Linked DNA regions of Homo sapiens: region 2 is linked to region 1. A link is a contact called in ENCODE Hi-C or POLR2A ChIA-PET data. All regions are on one chromosome and are shown on one strand. Each heading gives the region's core, a stretch centred on a gene start or an enhancer-like site at or near the end of the contact. The rest is flanking DNA. Distances are from core to core; before and after follow the strand shown.

Region 1 (5,048 bases), core at 820-3,319:
TTGCTGGATGAAATAAGGACTAAAGTACATGGGGCCCTATGACTATAATAAACCCATCTGCATTCACTGCTTTACTTAGATAAATAAAAGACTCATAGTTTCATCATGTTCAATCATCTGCTAGCTACCCTAAATACATTTGAGTCACATGATCTATAATGCAGAAAACAAATAAAAAGGTATTTGGAAATTAGTCAATGCTCATCCAACATCTGAAAACTGCCTTTCTAAATTAAAGTGAAGAGTGAATAAAAATCTAAGGAGCAAAATATTTTAAACACAACTAATATGTGTTATCTTACCCTATTCATGACATTTAATTGGTGATCTCAACTCCAGGTAATAGGCTGTGTGCACTTATTTTTCCCCACCCACCTCCTATCATACACAGACAAAAGAAACTATCTCAAGTGGGTGTAATGGTTCAGTTTCAAGCATTTCAAAATCCTCCACCACCTGCACAGGAAACTGTGACTGAAAACCAGACAGGGCACCGCAGAGCAGCACTGATGATACAGGAACATGGCTGAGAGGTGAATCTGGTTACTAGACAGTTGAATGAAATCAGCAGAGGGGAGATGGTACTCCCAATGAAGAGCACATGACACTTAAGGGCAAATAAACACCACCATACAATGAAAGAAGCACCAAAACCGGAGTTACTTATTAAGTGCTACGGAAACACAGATGAGAGAAAATACAATTTTACAACAATGCATAAAAGAGTTGTGAAGGCTGATATGGGCTTTGAAGAATAAATAGGCGTTTTCTGGGTAGAAAAAGATGAAGTAAATTTCAGATAAAAGGAATAGCATGATTAACATCACAGAGTCAGAAAACTATCTGGAAGGTTTGGAGAACAGCAATAGTTTGATATACTTGTCTGTGGATAACAACCTCAAATGTGAGCAGGGAAAAACATAAAAAGCTAACAAATTAATCCTGTGCTAATATGTTAAGATTTTCTGCTGCAGGAAATATCGGTTTTGATCAGAGGCACGAGGAACCAGATTCTGTGTGCAACACAATATAGTAGTTAAGAGTATAGATTTTAGAGTTAGACTGCCTGGGTTCAGACTGACTTTACCACTTAGGATTGTTTCTGACCTAGAGTGAGCTTTTTGACCTCTCTGTACCTCAGTTTCTTCTTTTGTAAAATGAGGATGTTAACAGCACCTACCTCATGGAATTGTTGAGAGATTTATATATAAAAAGTTAGAACAGTGCCTGGCATATAGGAAGCAAGACAAAACTGCTGGCTATGAATGCTGTTTTTGAAAATCAGGGTTGATGACACTGTGGAGTACACAATGGAACCAGAGAATGAAAGTCTACAGGCAGGGACTTCAGTTAGAAAGCTAATGAAAATTGTATCTGTAAAAATTAAATGCATCTGTGAGTACATTTCTTTGTAGAGATAACCACATTGGATAGCCATGTATCATATAAATTAACACGTCATACAAAATATATTTACATAAAAAGTCAGACACATGTATGTATGCATGTGTATGTATCTCCAAATCTCTTAGGCAAACTCATATACATGCCAGAATATAAGACATAAAAACAAATATACTCCCTACAGACAACCTTGTATGTACTGTATGTATAATTATAATTTCAAATTTAGTAAGTTGGAAGGTAAATGACTGAAAAGAATGATTGCTTTTTTCTTCTTTGTGTAACAGAGGACTTGCTCAGAACAAGGGAAGAAGATGACTATGCAGCTGCTCGGTAACAGCGTCTAGTCACACTCTGAGATACTGAGGTCAGCAAGAACAGAGGATGCACACTATGTCCCATCTTGCCTTTCTGCCCAGAAAGTCTCAGTTACTGGAAAAGCTTCAGAAATATTTACCAAAAAATCCATTTGAAATCCTGAAATTCTACTTCTCAGAAAAACAGTATTACTCTTGTCTAGAAATAACATTCAGGCCTCAAAGTGCTATACTGTCATTACTTCTAAAAATAAACTGAGCAAATCCAAGTCTTGAGGTCAGTTTCAAATAATGTGCTGCAGCAATGACACAAGCAACAGCTCCACTCTGTCCCACTGGAGGCAGTGCATTCCCTGAGGGCTTGAGAGCACAGGCCTGCTGCTCCTCATCTCTCCCTGGAAAGAGCTGGCAGCAGATGACCAGACAGGCCTCTAAGGCAGAAGGTACTGAGCAAAGTCCTTCTCTCTTTGTTGATTCTCTTTAGTAAGGCACCTGGAGAGAGTAAACCAATGATAGGAGGGAGTCGCCAATCCAGCAGCCTCTCCAGATGGCAGCTCAATTTTTCTCCTAGCATCCTCTAAATGATTTTCTAAGACCACCATCATGTGTAAGAATGCTTGATACCACCTTATATCATTTGAACAGATACAAATGACTTACATTTCAGACTTCTTTTTTTTTTTTTTTTTTAGACAAGGTCTTACTCTGTCACCCAGGCTGGAGTGGAGTGGCGCGATCTCTGCTCACTGCAGCCTCTGCCTCCCAGGGCTCAAGCAATCCTCCCACCTCAGCCTCCCAAGTAGCTGGAACTATAGGCGTGCGCCACAACACTTGGTAATTTTCATATTTTTTGGTAGAGATGGGGTTTCACCATGTTGCCCAGGATGGTCTTGAACTCCTGGCTTCAAGTGATCCTCCCAACTCAGCCTCCCAAAGTGTTGGGATTACAGGCATGAGCCACTGCACCTGGCCACATTTCAGACTTTAAATAGGAAACACATGAGCCCGTGAAAGGTAATAAATTAGGTGTATAAATTATGAAAAATTAGAGAAAAACAAAATTAGGTAATATTACAAGAAGTGACAAGTAGAGACATTTTAATTTTATGTCAATGTAATTAATTGATGCTATAATATAACCAATGCTATTTTTGAGAGATAGGGCTGATAATATTGTGGAGTATGGAACCAGAGAATGAAAGTCTACAAGCAAGGGCCAGGCACGGTGGCTCATGCCTGTAATCCTGGCACTTTGGGAGGCTGAGGTAGGTGGATCACTTGAGGTCAGGAGTTCAAGACCAGCTTGACCAACATGGTGAAACCCCCGTCTCTACTAAAAATACAAAATTATCTGGATGTGGTGGCGCATGCCTGTAATCCCAGCTACTCGGGAGGCTGAGGCATGAAAATTGCTTGAACCTGGGAGGCGGAGATTGCAGTGAGCCGTGATCATGCCTTGCACTCCAGCCTGGGCAACAGAAAGAGATTCTGTCTCAAAAAAAAAAAAAAGTGATAAACTAAATAAACGAATAATGAATAAATGCCAAGTCACTAAAATGTACTTGATTCTAAGCAAGATATCTGCTATTAAAACTTAATTTTTATCTTGAAAGAAATGGGAAGAAATTATCAAAATATTTTCAGATAATAAACTCCAAATAACTGATATTTATCTACATAGAAAGTTGTCCTTTACTATCTTTGTAGTAGTGTCTTCTACTATGGTTGTAGTAGTGTCAGTGCCTGTACTTTTTCTCAATTCTCTGTAAAAATACCTAAATATTGTTTACATATCTGAAAAGGTACAGGGACATACCTATATTCCCAAGTTTTCCCTTACAAAAGTAATTAACTTTTTATTTCTCTGCTTTGCTAGCAACAAAACTCTCAAAATCTTAAGTAAGGTACCCTTCTAATTGCCATAATAATTCAAACATTTCTTTAGGACCTCTAATTGTAAGAGATGATTTTTATTACACCTTTGATGCATTAATTTTTAAATTTAAGAAGGAAGCACACAGCTTACTTTTGGAATAAATTTCCTCCTGGAGTAATCAAGAATTTTGGAAATTAATTCTGTAAAAATTGTGAGCCACAACCCAAGCATCTGGAGTCCTACAATGCTCTCAATATATTTTTAACATGATCATTGAGAAAAAAGCCATCAGCCCTTATTTCTCAACGAGAGCCATTCTCATCCATAGTGATTAGTGTGAGATTTTACGCCAAGCTTTCATGAGTTTTAAGACAAACTTATTAAGCACCTTTCTTATTTACAATACAGGTATGTGTATACACACACACACACACACACACACACACATACACTTCAAGTTGCTCAATTTTAAAATAAAGATATCTTTTAAAAATAATATAGGTAGAAGGGACCAAAAAATGTAGCTCCAAAATGTAAAACTCCAGATTCATGGATATAAGTTTCCCAGGAAGGAAAAAAAATCAACTATGTATATAATAAAATGTTTGCAAAATTCACCTGGTAACCAGCCATGAGCACATGCATTCTCTTCTTTGAACTGATATGGTCGTGACCTTTCTAATCTGAGTATGGAAAATTATTAACCTTCTTCTCCCTTCCCCATTTGAAAAAAATAATTTCAACAGTCCTCATGTTAGATTTCCATTCAGGTGTTACTGAAATGTAGGAAAAACACATATTGGAGTATGTGGTAACCTTTTTATATGTTCCCAAGTAAAACCCATAGCAATACAATATTCACACAAAATGGGTGATGGGATGTTTTTTAACTTACTAACCATCAATTGATCTTACATGTCATTTTCTGTGGCTTGTGGTCACAAACCCTCTTCTTAAGGGCAAGCGAGGTCATCAATCAAATCCAATTCAGATGGCTTAACCAACTAGCATGCAAACACTGACAACCTAAATATCTGTTAGGCCTTTTATTAGGTGCACTAGTGACTGACATGGACCAATGGACACTGCCCTCCAACTCGAAATCAACAAGTCAGACAAAGGGTAGTAATATAGTTTGCTACAAGAAAAGAGCAAGTTTGTCTTGTGACTAAACAAGGAAACTTTCGGTCTCTAAGGGTTTTTATCTGGCACATCCTTCATATGAAATAACAAACTCAAGAATTCCTTGGACACCCAACCACCAGTTGAAAATGGGGAGCTTCTGACTGTTCTTGCCAGTAACATAAAAGCAGCCAAATACAAATGGACTGTTTTTATTCTCCTTTGTCTTTAAGATGAAATATTAAATCATCAGGCACCCTACCTGTTTCCTACATCCCTTCTTGGTTCAATCATCACAGAGAATCTTGTGCAAACATTATAATTTTAAG
Region 2 (4,508 bases), core at 1,906-4,405, 220 kb before region 1:
CACCACTATGCCTGACTAATTTTTAAACTTTTTGTAGAAACGGGGTCTTGTTTTGTCACCCAGGTTGGTCTTGAACTCTTGGCCTCAAGCAGTCTTCCCACCTTGGCCTTCCAAAGTGCAAGGATTACAGGTGTGAGCCACTGTGCCTGGCCTCTGAAATCTTTTCTCTGAAATTTTCTCTGAAATTTTTCTCTCCTAGGGGCACTTAGTCATTTATGAAATAAAACTATTGTTAACATATCAAACCTTGAATTAAATATATGTGAATTCAGACATGTTGAATAATGCATTCATATAAAAAATATATTTACCATATGCATGAAAGCAAAGTAAACGTCCGCTACTCACGTGTAGGCTTCAAAGTCCCCATTGTTGATAGCTTCGATCAGTTGTTCAGTGACTTTGATAATCTCTTGCTTTCGTGCTAAAGGCAAAAATATGGAGTTGGGTAAGAATAAAAGACAAAAGTCATATTAAATATTCTTTTTCATTTTTAATTTTTGAGATAGGGTCTCACTCTGTCACCCATGCTGGAGTACAGTAGCGCAATCACAGCTCCCTACAGCCTTGACCTCCTGGGCTCAAGTGATCCTCCCACCTCTGCCTCCCAAAGTGCTGGGATTACAGGTGTGATCTGTGCCCTGCCAGAATCTGCATTTTAACATGACTCTCAGGTGACCTCTGAGTACATTCATGTTTGGAAAGCACTGCTATTTTCCATTTGTTTGAAAACAACAGTCACCTGAAAGGTCGGTCAAGGCTATGTTTTTTAAAATTAGTTTTTACTAAGGCTGGGCAAAGTGGCTCATGCCTGTAATCCCAGCACTTTGGGAGGCCGAGGTGGGCGGATCACCTGAGGTCAGGAGTTCAAGACCAGCCTGACCCACACGGAGAAACTTCATCTCTACTGAAAAAAAAATACAAAATTAGCCGGGCTTGGTGGCGCATGCCTATAATCCCAGCTACTTGGGAAGGCTGTGGCAAGAGAATTGCTTGAACCTGGGAGGTGGAGGTTGCAGTGAGCCGAGATCACGCCACTGCACTCCAGCCTGGGCAACAAGAGCAAAACTCCGTCTCAAAAATAAATAAATAAATAAATAAATAAATATAAAATAAAATAAAATAAAATTAGTTTTTACTACCTTAACTTGATTGGATTAGTAAACATATTTCTCTTCATAGTTAACAAGTGTTATTAAAAACAATCTTAAAAAGTATCATTCTAATAATATGTCTATCTTCAGAGTAAAGATGATATCTTGCATTGAGATATTGAACTTTATATAATTATTTGCATTTTCTCACTTTTCTGCTTGACAAACTCTACAAAAGGATGCCGACACTGTGACTGGCCTTTGTTTTTAGACAAATGGCCTTTAGTAAACTCTACAAATTGAAGAAGTGACATATGAATCAATACTGTAGATGTAGGCAGATAATAAGATGAAAGCCTCCAGGTATAGCTGTCAAACCCAACACCAATCATGATTTGTTTCTATTCCTAGCCCATAATTGGTGAAATTATTAATAGTGGTTTGGCTCAAATCCTATCTATTCAGTGAATTTGTTTCTACTGACATCTGCCTCAAGTGTTCTTTCTCTTTTTTGAAAGCCTGCAGCATCTGTATCACTCGGCAATTATGCATATGCTATCTCTTGATACCTTCTTTAGTTTAAAACACATTATTACTTGTTTTAAATTGTTATTAAACTTTCTGTACTGTGTAATGTGTCTTCCTTGTTAACTTAAAAGCTTCCCGAGGGCAAAGAACATTTTATTTTCTTGTATAGCCTAAAAAGCTTTGTTCAGTGTCTTTTATGGAATAGATGCTCAATGTTTGTGAATTTAATCAATTGAGACTAATAAACTTTTCTTGATTTCAGAACACTGTTCTCTTATTTATAAAATTACTGCATGAAATATTTTAGAAATCAAATTTTACTGGATTTTAAGAATATTGCGATATTCCCTTAAAATCACTGAACATAGACTGGGAATCACAAAATGTTACTTCCCATCTTATCTTACTGAGGTAGTGAGGCTATTGATCACGAAGAAAGCTGACCTCAGGTTTTATTCTTTATTGACTAAAGAAACCAGTTTGCATTTTTTATGAATCTGATCTTCATCAAGCAGATTTTAACCACAAGCTTAAATGCTTACTTTCACTCTGAAACTTCAGGTTACCTAGGTGATGACATTATTTAAAAATAAATTTTCTATAAACCACATTTTACTTCATCGAGACTATATGAGACTATATCATAACAAATACAAGTAATAAACTATCCTATAAAATGTGATTAAGTTAGTCCATAATATGGTTGCTAACAATGTCAAGGTCTATAATATTAAAAAATCACTATATGGGTTAGAATTCATATTTAGTTACATAATTACTTTTCATTTATATAAAGTAATATAACACAGCTCCTACAGAAGTCCAAAACATTTCTTGCCCTTGCTCATTTGATTGATGAATATCAATAATACATTCAACAGCAAAACATAGTGACAGAAGTGGTATCAGGGCATGATTTTGTAATAAGGATCCTGCCAGTGACACATTTTAGCTTAATTCAGTTAGGCAATAGGTGATTCATCTGTCTGTGCCCTCAACAGTATGAACATTTGGCAAAAGCTAATGACAGCTGACCCGATTCTGGAATATAAGGGATACGGGTGAGGAGGATCTCAGAAAATGAGATTATAAAAATGTGGCCACCAAAACTTCTCTCTCACATGAAATCCTCATTTCAAACTAACAGATTTTTTTTTTTGGTCTGATATACAGCTGATAGGAAAAACTACAGTTTAGAAAACATGGCCAATTTGAAATGAGCATAAGATCAACGTCCTTCGTGGAGCTTCATTAGGGTAGGCTTCAGTTTATAGAGTGTGAAGAGTTTAGGATCACTTCCTAAAGTTTCTGAAAGTCTCTGCACTGCCTCACAAGCATAATATGGAATTAGAATCATCGGGTGTATATGGCCATCTTTTACTTTCTGAACCACTGTGGAAATACGCATTCACTCTTAAGTATTTTGCATGCCACAACTGGCTTAAGGGTTGTCCTGCATAAACAAAGCAACACAAATTGCCTTCTCTCACTTCTTATGCTTAGAAACGATGGTGCTTTTGCTGGCAGGACAACAAATGGGAATTAGCCAGGATGCTTCTGTGCTGTATCACCATAAAAACAATGTGACTCGTTTGGCTTAGGAGGGGCCTGGAACTCAGGAATCTTTAGAGTGCTTATTTCACTGGGGCAAAGGAGCTTGAGTGAGTCACAGGCGGCACATGACAGCTGACTCTTTAAAGGAAAGCAGAAGGCTGGAAATGAATCATTTGTATATAGTAGTCAGCTTGTTGTTGGAACTGTTGCCACAAGCCCAGCATCTGACCTAGAGGAAGAGCGAGGGTTTGGTGTTAGCTAGCTCTACTCTCAATCAGCAGTGAGGTTGAGGAACAGTTACTGTGTCAGTGGCTTGGACAGACAAGTTGTGTGGGGAGGGGGTCCATTCTCATCTGGCCTTCCCTCTTCCTGAACACCAAGTAATAAATAACCACTCCAAAAGTCAAAGTGGAGAGCTTGTGATGTGTCCCTAATTATACCACGATGAATGCAGAATGTACCAGTAAGGTGTTCCCTGAATACCAGAAGCTTCTTCCACTCCAGAGCTAGCCATTTAATCGCAGGAAGCTGTTTACCTACTAGGTTTATTTCTAGAACTGAAGTGCTCAAGCCTATACTCATAGGACACAAAGTACTTTCTGGCGATTTCTAGATTCTTAGGAAAAGGAAAAAGAGAAAACCAAGTGGGAGAGATGTTCCAGGTTCTGAGTGGAATTACTTTCCATGCAATTATGCACAAAGAATTGGGAACATTTTCCCTTTCAAATTCATATATTTTTGGCTCTTGTTCTAAGAGGCCTGGAAGAGTAAGATAAGGGTGTGAATGATCCCAGTGTTTGAAAACAAAATAAAACCCAAGAACTGAGAGTAACTACATAATAAAACAACTTACAGATTTCAACATTTCCTCAAACATTAGATTTGGTTACTATAACAATACTCAGGAATGCAGTGATTATTTCTTGGTTTAACAGATAAATAAAGGGATTATGCGCATTGCCCAAAGGTATGGAGTTTGCTGATCACTCCTTCCCACCTTCTTGTCTTGGAACACTCTCCTTTTACTTAACTCTCTTGCTTTTCTACATGTTCTCATTCTCATTTGCCATGTTATCCTTCTCTACCTGGATATTAAATGCTTCAATTCCTTCTAAAGACTCAATTTGAGTCCCTCTCCTTATCTCATGCTGCATCCCTAAAGTCCTGTGTACACCAGTGTTTTAAATAGTCATCTATATTCCAATGACTCCCAAATTGTTAACCTCCTTTCTAGACTCTTCCTTCAGATCTATGTGTCAAGGCTATTTTTGAGCCTCCATTTGGGTATCTCAAATGGACCTCAAACCCAACATATACTGAACTGAGCTTAAG

Evidence for each region. Hi-C counts contacts between places; a loop is a spot of excess contacts on that map. ChIA-PET counts read pairs that join two places held with the same protein, here RNA polymerase II (POLR2A). Pooled maps may share reads with other maps.
Region 2: a loop to region 1 is called in a map of chondrocyte, with 2.1 times the contacts of the local background. The contact joins two enhancer-like sites. A Hi-C loop is called at or near these places in 2 of 168 maps with a recorded cell type or tissue (CD8-positive, alpha-beta T cell and chondrocyte) and 12 of 50 pooled maps. POLR2A ChIA-PET finds 5 or more read pairs at or near these places in 2 of 52 experiments (activated CD4-positive, alpha-beta T cell and endothelial cell of umbilical vein).

Annotation. Positions count from the first base shown.
Region 1 is chr4:113,682,847-113,687,894 of GRCh38, forward strand. The region is part of intron 2 of CAMK2D (calcium/calmodulin dependent protein kinase II delta); the gene reads right to left. Among named protein-coding and RNA genes, the nearest start is that of CAMK2D, 76 kb to the right of the region's middle. Within about 2 kb of position 2,070, at least 23 of the 41 ENCODE cell types and tissues checked have a DNase peak (open chromatin) inside an H3K27ac peak, as active enhancers do.
Region 2 is chr4:113,465,181-113,469,688 of GRCh38, forward strand. CAMK2D (calcium/calmodulin dependent protein kinase II delta) reads right to left here. Exons shown (of 21, transcript NM_001321571.2): 17 at 349-424. Among named protein-coding and RNA genes, the nearest start is that of CAMK2D, 290 kb to the right of the region's middle. Within about 2 kb of position 3,156, at least 28 of the 41 ENCODE cell types and tissues checked have a DNase peak (open chromatin) inside an H3K27ac peak, as active enhancers do.